Regions from separate parts of the Homo sapiens genome. Here region 2 is linked to region 1. The links are chromatin loops, found by intact Hi-C in ENCODE. Cell type or tissue: A673. All regions are shown on one strand. Region 1 overlaps AUTS2 (activator of transcription and developmental regulator AUTS2). Region 2 overlaps AUTS2 (activator of transcription and developmental regulator AUTS2).

Region 1 (2,500 bases):
AAAAAGCAAGCGGAAGTAGTTATTATGCAAAGTAATGAAAGACAAGCTACTGGCCTGGAGGGGGAAATGTCAGCCTTCTGTTGTCCTCTAGTAGGTCCCTGGAAATCCTTGCTATATAAAGCACACTATCTCCGAAATTTACAAAAGTCTTATATGAAGCGCTCTGCAAAGTTGTGATGTAGAAGAAGTAGGATAACCACCTCTAACTCCATGTAGCTCACTCTACATGTCATGTAGCTCACTCTACATGCCATGTAGCTCATGCCCAACAGGCCAATTGGCTCCAGCTGGAGCCAAGAGGCTGGCACCTCAAAACACATCTCAGGTAGCCAGGATGCTCCCACTGCGGCGCCTCCACCTGCCTCTCTGGAAATCCACCGACCCATCATGTGAACTCAGGGCTGAGGGTAGTGAGTCTCAGGTGTCGAAAACCTTTCATACAAAAAAATATTCACACACATTATACGCATTTGCTAAATGTCTGCTGAATGACTGCAATGTCCACACAAAGTTCTATGGTCCTCATTTATAATGTAAAAAGTGCAAGAAGATGTTTTGCTAGATTAACAAAATCACCTGAAATGAATCAAACTAATATTTTAAAAACCACCAGCACACACACAAAAAAGCCATAGCCTCTCAATAAAAGATGACCAGTATACACTGCTTATATTAATAGCATGCTGTGATGTGTAGCCCCAATGAGGGCCTACACTTCCTTACCCTTAACTGTCTGTTTCACTATACCAACCATCTGGGAGGAAACAACCATGTTTATGCTCTTGAATTTCACATTCACACCACCCTGACCATCCACCACAAATGCCAATTAGTTTTCTTATAACAATGAAAGCAACCTGATATATACTGAAACACTTGCTACATGGCAGGCACTGTTCTGAAGGTTTAACATATATTTCACCCTTCACAACAACCCCGTGAAGTAATGACTAGAATTATCTCCATTTCTTAGCTACAGCTCAGTTCACTGGACCCTCCTAATGCAATTTCTTTATCTTTTCCACCTTAGTTTATGTCCCTTGTTTATTCTCAATAATCAAGTTTACTCCGTGGGTTGGGAAACAGGAACATCAAAAGACTGGCAATACATCGCCCTGTTCACCCACAAGCTCTGGTCTGCATTATTAATTTCTAGACAATAAAGGCAGCAGCCAGCTCCCAGGAAAGGAGGGGAGGGAGATATAAATGCAAACATATCATAATCTGAGGAACAATTAAGTCTCCAAGTTGGATAGCTAGCTATTTCCAGCTAAATGCAGAATGGTGCATTTCCATCACCATTAACTTCAGGAAGATTGTAGCTAATCTCATTGAATTTATAAATGAAACCCACTCTGTGAACATTACATAAGTCACCCTTCAACCTCCCACTTCCTGGACAGCAGTCAATACTTGGAAGGCAGTCAATTTCTTTCTTCCCATAGAGCAAGGAAAGAAATTCCAGTGACACTGTGTACACACTAAGAAATATTCACTAAACTCATCTATTTGTGATTTTATCTCCCACCTAATTACAGCTGAAATAATATAATATGATTTACGTTCTTTGTTCAAGTCTGACATATTTAATAGATTATTCAACATTGGTTTATCCAGCTATGTCAGACTGACAGCAGCACTTAATGTTAAGGGTATGCCTATGTATCAATTTTAAGCTTCACATGGTTCAATGAAATTATCAGATTTGCAAGACATCATCAATATGTTTTGATCCCTGTGTCAGGAGACTTGGGGTGTTTGTTAATTTTTCCTTCATGTTCTGCCTCATTGTACAGGATGGGAGAAAGAGTATAAACAAACAAGTGTGTCCACACTCTGCCATGCATTTCATGGTTTGGACACCCCAAGGCCCAGTCTACAAAGATGGCCTGCATTCTACCTGGTGTCTTGAGACTAGCTAATCCCATCAGGCCACACTTCCTGTCCTTCTTGGAGGCTATCTAAAACCCAGGCCCCTCCTTGCAGGAGCCCGTCTTCTCTGGCCACTTCATCTTCATTATTTCCTCCTCTGTGACTCATTTTCCCTCAGCTCCCCTCCTCTCTAATCAAGACAACTAGGTCTTTTGAACCCTTGCCCAACGACACATAACCTTTTCTATCATTCGACTTGGATTCTTCACTTCCTCCATTTTCATCACTAACTGAAATCTGGTTCTTTTGTACAAGGAATCAGTTACCCCCACAAGGTTTTCCTGCTCACTCTTCTACACCTGACAGCTTATATAGGTCCAGAGCTGCATGTGTTAAGGGCATCCCAGCTCTGCAAAGCTGTAAATACAACATTAATTTATTAACCACATGCAAAAAGAAATATACACTCACAGGCTACACTCCAGGGTTTGAACTGAGCAGGTAACCTCCGTTCTGTGTGTCTTTTTCACTATCTATGAAACTGAAATGTACTCCACTAGGTTATTGTAAAATTAAATGAGTTTATGTAAGTAAAATGCTTAATTACAAAGTACCTAGCACATGGTAA
Region 2 (2,500 bases), 130 kb before region 1:
TAGGAAATTCTGCCCTAAGATGAATGGCTTTTTGGCACCTAAAATTCAGTTAAGGAGGGAGACCACAGGATTTATTTTGATGATTCATCTTGGTGTCTGTTAGAAGAGTTCATATAACCTAAAAATGCCTTCTAGCTCACTTAAGCCTATTTCCTCTGGCTCAGTTGATACTACAGAGAAAGGACAGACTAATGGACTAAATGGAGATTTAGAAATCCAGTCAGAGCCAAATCTGAGAGTTCTCTGAATGCTCATCAACTTTTCATCATTGGTACTCTATTTTTAAAACCCTTTTGCTCTCTGTGTGTTTTAAACTACAAAGTCCTAAATTTTTTAAGAATTCTCCATGGTCTAGAAGTCAGATATACTGAAATTAAACTCAATGCCCTGGGAAGGGTTAAGTTTTCCCAAAGTGCTTCTCAGGAAGTTATAATTTGGCTTATCGGTTTAGCGACACCTGACTTCCTTGTGTTCCTGAGTGGTTTCATTGTGACTTGGTCTCCCAATTAGAGAATAAAGCTCCTTAAGGAGAGGCCATGTGCAACCTCTTTTGCTTTTCCCACCCCCAAATCTCCATTGAGAAAAAAAAAGTACCATGTCCTTGTAAGTAAATGATAAAACTTTTTTTATATCATGTCTAAGTGCTTACATCATGAACAAATAGTTCATTTACAGAGGTCAGAAAGACATGCGCTATTTTGTATAAGAGTTGTATAAGAGGTAATTTATTGATTTCTTCATAATTTTAACCCCTTTGGGAAGTAAGAAAAGTATTCAAATTTCTCATATCAAAAAGTGCAACCATTTGCCAAGACAGGTGCCACCTCAGCATCTTCTAAGGCAGTATGTATTTATACTTAAAAACATAATCCAACAAATAAGTGTCAGTTTAAAAGCTTTCTTTTGGTAGTATGGAAAAACATCACAAGAACTTGGGTTTTACAACCAGGCAAGTGAAAGAATAAGCAGTTTGGTTTTAGAACTATACATCTTTCCTATAAAAGTATTATAATTGCACCCTCCGAGTAAAAAGATCAGTTGCCTTCAACGGAGTCTCAGAAAAAAAAATCCTATTCTTTCCTCTCTACTAAGGAGTAACATCTTCCCATAATTACAGGAAAGCTGTGCATTAAGTTGTCTGCTCAGGAAGTACCATTTCCTAATAAGATGCAAACCTAATTCATTCTAACCAAGTCAGAAATAAAGACTAAGTTCTCGCCTCTTCCCTATTTCATCTGTAGTTCTCAATAACAGGCACTAAATGACAATCCATTAATGTAGAAATGCTCCTCAAAGCTCACTCTCATCTCAAGGTCCCCTCCCAGCTAAGATGGTCAGATTCAGTTTCTTTACCTGATAAGAGGCAAACGCAGGCGATAAAGTAATTGTGATATTTACAGGCATCTAGGATGATAGGAAAGCAATCACGAGTATTCTTCAGACAAGCTTTTTGAACATCTACTATGGTCATTAAACACTCATGTGTCACCTTTTACCAATGATCACATAACAGATGGCAGTTGTCTGGACTGACACACAATGGACCACTCCCCTCCCTCCTACTATAAATGCATCTTACCCTTCTCCTTTAAATGTCTTCATATTACATGAAAACAAAATTTTAAAGAAAAAAAAACATTAAAAATAAATAAATGTCTTCACAGAGCCTATCAGTTACAGACTGACTCCAAAACGGCATTACCTTCAGACCTACAGACTCCTTTACAGACCTTTACAACACTGTATTTGTGTTATTCATAAATTTAAAAAACTATGGGACCCAGAGGGAGGAGCCTAAGAAACATTCAAGTCCAAGCCCTTCATTTTCCAGATGGGCTGTTACCAGATGGTGACTTGTTTGGGATTTCATAATAGCACAAGTGATTCTAAGAATATTAAAAATGAGAAGTATTATGGCCTTATCTCAATTATCACCTTCTGCATTCCTTCTTACTAGAAATATAACACTTGATTGGATAACATATTTTGGCATCAACACTGAAGGTAAGAAAATACTCCTTGTTTTTAAAAGTTTTACATAGGGCCAAAGATACAATTCATGCTTTCCTTCTCCATGATTCATAAAGAGTCAAAATACTTGCTTTTCAAATATGTTACCTAAAACAAAGATAGCTTTGATTTCAAATACCATTAGTACAAGAGAGTTGGCCATTAAGACCAAAAGCTACTCAAATTTAAGATGTGTTACGTCTTAGTCTTCTTTTCCGATCATAAAACTCTGTCACCAGAGGACCTTGAAAGTCTCGAAGAAGTAGAAAGAAATACAAAGAATAATTCTGAGGACACAGAATAGAAAAGTCAGATCACGTCTAGAAGAAAAAGATTCAAGGATGAGGATCCGCAGCTTGGTGTTAACTCAGAGTAAGAAGGCTTCCTTCTTACCCTGCTGGGGCGGGGGCCTGAGGGAGAGGGGGGTGGTTACATTGCAATCTCTCTCCACTGAGATTAATTACTTTTCTCACATATCTCACACAGAGGC

Evidence for each region. Peaks named below come from ENCODE experiments on the same cell type or tissue, not always from the same donor. Only the 100,000 strongest peaks of a DNase experiment are listed, where the experiment ranks them.
Region 2: a loop joins it to region 1, with 2.0 times the contacts of the local background. A loop is called at or near these places in 1 of 110 quality-filtered maps.

The regions. Positions count from the first base shown.
Region 1 is chr7:69,768,300-69,770,799 of GRCh38, reverse strand. All of the region lies in intron 1 of AUTS2 (activator of transcription and developmental regulator AUTS2), which reads right to left. Among named protein-coding and RNA genes, the nearest start is that of AUTS2, 170 kb to the right of the region's middle. In A673, no CTCF peak of the experiment used is centred here; a DNase peak (open chromatin) is centred at 1,349.
Region 2 is chr7:69,901,209-69,903,708 of GRCh38, reverse strand. All of the region lies in intron 2 of AUTS2 (activator of transcription and developmental regulator AUTS2), which reads right to left. Among named protein-coding and RNA genes, the nearest start is that of AUTS2, 300 kb to the right of the region's middle. In A673, no CTCF peak of the experiment used is centred here; DNase peaks (open chromatin) are centred at 118, 508 and 1,128; H3K4me3 peaks cover 805 bases; H3K27ac peaks cover 178 bases.